Regions from separate parts of the Mus musculus genome. Here region 2 is linked to region 1. The links are chromatin contacts, found by Hi-C or POLR2A ChIA-PET in ENCODE. All regions are on one chromosome and are shown on one strand. The core of a region is the stretch at or near the end of the contact, and the rest is flanking DNA. Distances in the headings are between cores, read along the strand shown.

What was found. Hi-C counts contacts between places; a loop is a spot of excess contacts on that map. ChIA-PET counts read pairs that join two places held with the same protein, here RNA polymerase II (POLR2A).
Region 2: a map of T-helper 1 cell shows a loop between it and region 1 (2.2-fold over the local background). The contact joins two enhancer-like sites. A Hi-C loop is called at or near these places in 1 of 37 maps with a recorded cell type or tissue (T-helper 1 cell). POLR2A ChIA-PET finds 5 or more read pairs at or near these places in 1 of 5 experiments (Patski).

What each region holds. Positions count from the first base shown.
Region 1 is chr10:43,041,566-43,045,353 of GRCm38, reverse strand. The region is part of intron 5 of Sobp (sine oculis binding protein); the gene reads left to right. All of the region lies in intron 1 of Gm47815 (a long non-coding RNA gene), which reads right to left. Among named protein-coding and RNA genes, the nearest start is that of Gm47815, 8.6 kb to the right of the region's middle. Within about 2 kb of position 1,611, at least 3 of the 3 ENCODE cell types and tissues checked have a DNase peak (open chromatin) inside an H3K27ac peak, as active enhancers do.
Region 2 is chr10:43,112,159-43,116,182 of GRCm38, reverse strand. The region is part of intron 4 of Sobp (sine oculis binding protein); the gene reads left to right. Among named protein-coding and RNA genes, the nearest start is that of Gm51799, 50 kb to the left of the region's middle. Within about 2 kb of position 2,033, at least 1 of the 3 ENCODE cell types and tissues checked has a DNase peak (open chromatin) inside an H3K27ac peak, as active enhancers do.

The sequences.
Region 1 (3,788 bases), core at 362-2,861:
GACCTATAGCTAGAGGAAGCTGAGCATGACCTCACATCATCACTGGCCGCAGGGAAGGACTAAACCAGATCAGAAGCATTAAGGACGACTGGGCAGTGGGTCAAGACCTTGAAGAGTTACTATATCAGCTTTCCATTACTAGAACCAAACACCTGACATAGTCGCTTTAAAGAGAAAGAGGGTTTGTTTTGCCTTAAAGTGTAGGAGGTTCTAGTCCACAGTCAAATGGCTCCATGCTCTGGGCTATGCTGGAGCAATAATGGTTCACATTTCTCCAGGAACCAGAAAGGACTAGAAGAGGGAGAGACAGGGTCACACTGTCCCCTTTAAAGGCTTCCCAGTGACCTCAGAGTCTCTCATAGGGTCCTAGCTCCTAAGGTTTCACCATCTCCCAGTAGCAGCACCCTGGCAATTTCCCTGAATGATGGACATTTGGGAGACGCTCCTACAAGCCATAGCTGACACATGATGGGTCTCAGCTGTCATGTTGCACTTTTAACTCATTTCCAGCCCCATCTTAGTTCTGCATGGAACCCCAAGCCTCACTCTAAGTACAAAATGTCCAGTTACCATAAAGCCAAGCTGGGATCCAAACGGCTCACCATATTCATAGTCACCTCTTTTCAGTCACATCCCCTCTCCCAAATGGAGATGGCTGTTACAGTCACAAAGCTTTTGAGCTCCATGGGAACCAATGATAACACTTGAGCAAAGCTACTCCATCAGACTCTTGTCCAGCTGTCAGGTATTAGGGGCAAGATGGTCACTCCTCACGGCAGAGGAGTGGAGCTATCCCGGGGCTCTCTGACTGGGACAGTCCACACGGGTCTGCAGAGCTGGACTCTTGTTCTTTTCTGGAACCCCCTCTGGAGTGTCTTCTGTAAGAGGAATCTTTGCTGGATCCTGCAGTGGAGGATACTTGGGAGGGAACTGGCCCCCAGAGATATCAGGGAGTGTGTGGAGGGGAGGCAGGACTAAAAAAATGCAGTCTTAAATCTGTGAGCTTGTGCATGGCTTCTCAGAAGGCTTTAGCAGATTTCATAGGGTTACAATGTAACATCCCAGGGTCTCTCACCTGCCACTGAGTAGCTGAGTCAGAGACCTGAAGTGGAGGGCAGAAGGGCTCACTGAGTGCTTTCTGACAATGTTACAGAGGGCTGAGAATATCTAAAGGCCCACATGTTTATTTATTTATTTTATTTTATTTTATTTTTCGAGACAGGGTTTTTCTGTGTAGCCCTGGCTGTCCTGGAACTCACTCTGCTAAAGGCCCAAATCTTGTTCCAAACACCATCTTCTGACTGGTTCCGCCATAGTGTTCCCCCCACCCCCATACATGCATGTGCATGTACACACACACACACACACACACACACACACACACACACACACAAACACACACACACTAGGCTGGAGAGAGAATTAATAAAAAGCAATTTTGAATACTTGCCTTGAAAGGAATTAACCATTTGTCCCCCTGGAAGCTTTTAAATGAATTCATTATTACTTAGGTTCCCATTGGTAGACTGTGATTCCAGACCGCTGGTGGGAGCAGCTGTGTGCTTGGAATCACTACATGGAGGGTCCCAGAAGCCTGCCCTCCCTGTTTGCTTCTCGGCCTGCCCAGGCTGTGCTGTCAGCCTTCTGGCTTTACTTCTGAAGGTCAAACGGCTCTGCCTCCTGCTGCTGCCCACCTCCCTCTGTTCTAAAGACTTCTGAAGCAAGGCAGGGGGAATAATGGGGAACACCCGTGAGGCCTTTGTTAAAACATCTGAGCCTGGGATGTTTATTGGCCATTCATTTCCCAGGGAAGGGGAGAGGGAGAGGATCCTGGCAGAGCCAAAGAACAGCAATCTTCAGGGAAGAAAGGAAAAGGCCAGCAATGGCAACAGAAACTTCCTGCAGATGTGGAGCTTGAAGAAATCCAGAGAGCAAGGCTATTTTTAGTAAGAGTAAGAGTGCAAACCATGATAGACGCCACAGGCTGCTGTCACTAACATTTGGCTATAAGCAACATTTTCATATTTAAACATGACAGCCCAGCAAGTCGTGGAGGAAGGAAAAAAAACAAAAAAACCACAGTGCTGTCTGCTGGCTGAATAAAAATGATGGCCTTCTCTAGGCCCAGGGGAAGGAGCAGCAGCTCCATGAGATGGTCAGCCAGCCAGCACTGTGTTCACCTGTATCATCATGAATATTTATACGTCAGCCGCTGAGGTCAGGATGCTGAGCTGCGGTGGTGAGTGGAAAAGCTGTGCCGTGTTCCCTCTGCAGGAAACTCAGCTTGTTCAGCCCACTCTGCTCAATTAAGCGTGCACGCATAGAAATACAACACTCAAGTAAGCATGAATAAAAATATATTAAATTTGAAGAAGTTAAGTAATACCATTGGGAAAGCCAGTGAACTTGAGGTGAACCCAAGTTACATCAAAAAAGAGGATCCCCGAAACATGAGATCTGGAGCAGTTTGGCAGACCCTGGATGAAACATCTGCCTTATGTCCTCTGGGCTGTGCACAGGTGTCTCACAAGCCACTGTCTAGAGGCTTGGCACACACATCCTCTTGAAACTTTATGTATCGAGCATGACTTCAAGTCCTGGTAAAAATTAACACTGGTAATGTGGGTTTGGAGTGGGCTGGGGACACTGAGGACAAGGCCTGAGTGACAAGCCTCTCCACTCCCCCATTGCCCGTTCTGAGTGGAATCTGCTTCTGTCCTGCTCTGGTAGTTTAGTGGTCAGTTACTAGTGCTCCTGATATCTAGCAGAGTGGCTTAGAACTGAGCGAGCCACAAAAGGGAGACACACAGGGTCGGGCCAGCAGCCTCTGGTTGGCACAGATGCAAAATGACAGATAGGGCTGGTTTTTTTTTTTTTTTTTTTTAATTTCCAGCCTGTGTTAACATTGGTCCACAGGCACAAAAGCTTGGACTTTTCCAGACAGCCAGCAAAACAGAGAGAGAGGGAGAGACAGAGAGAGAGAGAGAGAGGGAGGGAGGGAGGGAGGGAGGGAGGGAAGGAGAGAGAGAGAGAGAGAGAGAGAGAGAGAGAGAGCGCAGAGAGGGTTTGTCTAGCCTCCCTCTTTTTTTGAGTAAAGAGCAAGAAATTAAAATGTCAGCTCCAGAGTCACCAGCGTTGTGGGCCCATCCATATTTAGGAGACAGGGCTAGGAGACTTGGAGGTAGGGCTAGGGGATTTGGGGTTAAGTATGCTAAATGTATGTGGCGTAGTATTTGCCATTTTAAGCATGCAGTCTGATGGCATCTCAGTATAGTGGGACCATCGTCAGTCTCTGTTGCCAAAATTCTGTCATCACCCTAAACAATCAGTAAGCAAAACCACATTTCTCCCCAAGCCTTCAGCCCCTGATAACTTCTGTTTACTCTAGGAAGTTGCCTGAGTCTTCAAGATATTTCATACAAGTGAGATCATGTGTACTCCTCTGTACTTAGTTCACACTGGTATATTTTCAACATTCAACTATATTATGGCACAAACGAGCATTCTGGCCCTTTTTATGACTGAATAATATTCACTGAATGGACATACCACATCTTCCCTGTTAGCTACTGATGGACACTTGGGTTGTTTCCACCTTTTGGCTATTCCAAGCAGGGGTTAATCACACACTGCAGGCAGAGAGCAGCATTCTGCAGTGTAACATGCTCTCTAGGGGACTGGGGCATACTCTGTCATGGAGGGCCTTGGCCCAGAGCTGTACTCTATGCTGCTGTGGCTCCTCTGTCCCAGCTAGGGTCAGGGTTAGGGCCACTTGTATACAATGTGGT
Region 2 (4,024 bases), core at 784-3,283, 70 kb before region 1:
GTTTTCAGACGCTAGGATATGAGATTACAACTATGTGGTTAGTTGTTACTGCTCTCTATTCACGGACAGTAATAAAGGTAGGTTTCAATCAGAGAGCCTGGTGCATAGTGTATTTTCATTAGTGTAAATGGCTTGGGTTAGGCTGGCCCGGTACCATCCTGCAAATGGAAAGGCAGATGCTTTGGCCTGGATGTGTGATGAGATGAGGCTGTGCTTTCAAGGGCTCACCACTTCACACATTAAAGCCACTTTCTCTGTAATGCTTAACCATGTCTGCGACAGGGAAGGGAAAGTGAAGTGTTCAAAAAACTTGGGATGCATGGACACATCACATTCGGGTGGCTAGAAGAGAGAGGCTTTGAAAGCTGCACCATTCACAGATCGATCTACAAATCATCCAACAAGTATTTGTCAAGCAGCTTCTGTGAGTTGGCACTGGGGTGGTTTGTTGTGCTCATCGTGGCCAACAACAACCTGGCTCCTGCCCTCATGAGGATTACAGACATTCCGTTAAAGGAGGACACAGATGGCAAAGTTCACTGTATGGGGAGTGGAGCAGAGTGCTGTGAGAGCATGGGGGGTTTGACTAGTCAAATCTGGAAGGCAGAGAGTGATGCTAGACTTGGAACATGAAGGATGAAAAACTGTCAGACAGAGACAGAGACAGAGATAGAGAGACAGAGAGACAGAGACAGAGACAGAGACAGAGACAAAGACAGGAAGACAGAGACGGAAAGACAGAGACAGAAAGACACAGAGACAGGCAGAGACACACAGAGAGAGACAGAGCGAGGAAGAGACTCTGGGCTGAGGACACAGCAGCGTGTCTCCCTCCTCTGCCATTGAGTTCTTCCCATCAGCCTCGCCTATTTGGTGAGTTCCAGGCCAGTGAGAGACCCTGTCTCAACAACAACAAAAATGTGAGTGGCACCTGGAGCAGAACACAGGATGTTGTCCTTGGGCTTCTGTGTGCAGCATATGTACCCACATATATGTTCCATGTACATATGAACATGAACGTACATGTACAAATTGCATGTACATGTATGTATACAGACTCACAGGGAAAAAAAAATCAAGCAAATGAAATGTCCCTCGAACCGTAACTCATGTATCCACTTGTTTGTGAATTTATTCATCCTCCCAGTCTACCCCAAGATCTTGGAGACTGTGGCTGACCTGCTGGCTTCGCCTCCCCCGAGTTTTCACTTAGATTCATGGTCTATAGTGTTAGCCAAATTCTTGATAGCTAATTCATTTTGTAGAGGATAGACAGCTTGTAACCCCTAAAACTAAGGGAATTTGGAAAGAAATGATAAGAGTGATAACCGCAAGAGAAGTGGTTTAAACTATCAGACATATCAGAAAGCAACAACGAAAACAGACGACAAGAGTGCATTGAAAAATGCACTGGTGAGGATGAGGGACTTCGGTGGTTTGAGACTGTGGTAATGACTGCCTGACACCTGTGGGGTTTGATGGAAAAACCCACAAAAGGGCACATGTCTGTACCCCGTGCCACCACACTGGGTTCAGAGAGGAGATGTAGTTCTGTTGTATCTATAGCTAGTGGTGATTCTATAGCTATGTTACTACTAAAGCAGACAGGAAGTTTGACAATGAGTCCCAGGACAGAGAAATGCTGACTGATACCCAGGTCCCCAGACTGGACCACAATAATCAAGTGGAAAGGACATAGCACATCTGCTGCAGTGACCGAGGACAGTGTTTATAGTATGGTGGGAAGACACAGATTCCCTCCTTTCTTTGTAGTCTTTGTTTCAGCCTAGGATCACGATGATAACTCTGTAGAGATGTCATGATAAACAGGCAGGTAAGTGGTTCAGATGCCGCCTTCCTGGGTTCCTAACTGGGTGATGTGCACATGAATATTCCAAACGAGAGGTGTCTGCCTTGCTGCTCAGGATGCCAGATGGAGGAGCTGGCCCTCGCCAAGGCTACCCACACCTGCAGCTGCCTCAGGTGGCTGTGATCTGCGAGGGGGGCCCTGCAGTTCAGCCGGGGATGGCAGCCCTCTCTCCGGTTCCAGGAGTGCCTGGAAAAAAAAATCACACAGTGACAGTCATTTCCAAAAGAGGCTGATTTTAACACTGTGATGAAAATGGCTAACAGCAGGCTGAAGGTTAAAGTAAAAAACTTAAAAACCATAAAATCTGCCTGGAGGCTATTTAAGCAAACTGTTTTAGAGGCACAGATGGTTCATATACCTCTGAGCCAAAAACAAAAAGTAAAAAAGGGGACAGTGAAGCTGGCGTGATTAAGCAGGCAAGTATGAAAGTTTTATTAGTGCCAAAAAGGCATCCTTTAGAAAAGTGAAAATCTGTCTCGGGTGCTCAGAAGACAAGCTAAAGCCCAACCGGAAACGGAGGGTAAACGGATGGATGCCCTTTCAGATAGGAAGTGAAGATGGGGGCACTCAGCATCGTTGTGGGCATTGGATATCAGAAGCTGGGCTCCACGGCACTGAGCAGCAGAAGAGACATTGTACGAAGTCAGGTGTGGATCCAGTCCTGTGTCCAATTTTGACAGAGAACAGATTTTAGAAAGGTTGGGTACAACCTAAGTGGTAAATTTGACTCTCCAGTCAGTATCAGTGGATTCCAGAAACTGAAGTGCCAGGAGGCAGAGGGAGCAAGCCTGTGGTGAAAATAGGTGTTGCTGACAAGAACCAGGGCGCTTCAGAAGGATGCTCTAGGGATGCAGTTCTCAGGGGCATTCGCTTACACATGTGTGAGCACGCACACGGCACACACAGAAAGCCTGGGCTTTGCGATTGATGACCGGGAACCCTCCAAATTTTTAGAAAAGTTAGATGATGGGGCAGTACAGAGGCCTCAGGATCACCTTTCAAGGAGCCTCCCCTGAGGAAATACGTAGACAGACAAACAGACAATAGTTAGCTTTCAATGTAAATCTAAATAAAAAGTGGCCAGATATAATCCTACCAAAGGGAAGGTTGCCTGTCTTCTCAGCCATTTCACTTAATTCACATAGAATCTGCTGACTGCATTCATGGGGCCCTTGAGGGAAGCAGAGCAAGAGACAAGAAATAGAGGCTTGTCTTGGATTAAGAACCTGGATGATATTCCTCAGAGTGAGGACAAATTGGAGGCTTTCCCATGCCAAGGGCATGTATTAGGAGCCGTGTTCCTTAACAAAGGGACTGCTCATTTGGAACTAGAAACCAAGAAGAGGACTTTGCTAATTTCCTTGCATGGCTTTCACTTGAGAACTCACTGATTAGGACGCCACTGGCCACCCTTCCAAGGCAATAAACAGCTTTCACCGTTGAATCTGCTCAGCATCCTGAGAGGAATCCCTGGTCCAGGCCACTGGGGGCTCACTGTGGTATCATCTTAGAAGGAAAGAAATCTTTTATATGTTTGGCTATACTAAGGATCAGTTTTCAAACAACGGATAAGAGTATGCTAAAGCTCACAGTGGTGGCTGAGCTGTGACCCACTTCCAGAGGAAACTTGTGTGTGTGTGTGTGTGTGTGTGTGTGTGTGTGTGTGTGTGTGTGTGTGTGATTAAATCCGAATCCCAGGTTACACACACTTGAGAAACAAAAGACTGCACACTTGCTGTGCTGGGGACAAAGAAACTAACAATACAGCTACTCTGCTCTAAGTGTACCCTGCCTCTTGACACTCGGGCAACCTTTGTGTCAACAAGAGTCTGGGTCAAACTCCGTGGCAGATGGTTTGCTACACATCGCACATATTAATCCATAGAGGCAGGCCTGGAAATGCAAGCAGGTTGCTAATGACCATGGATAGTGCTTGTGAGCTCTTTCTGCTCTCGCCCTCCGGTACTCTGGTGGCATGCTTCAGGGTTCAATCGGATGAGCTTCTGGGTTGGGAAAATGTTTCCTTCCTTGTGTTGGTCAGCGTTCTATCCCTGTAACAAATACCAGAGATGACCACTTTATGATGATGCTTATCTTGGCTCGGTTCAGGAGGCCCTCTTCATTTTGAGATTGTTGCAGTAAAGAACATTATAG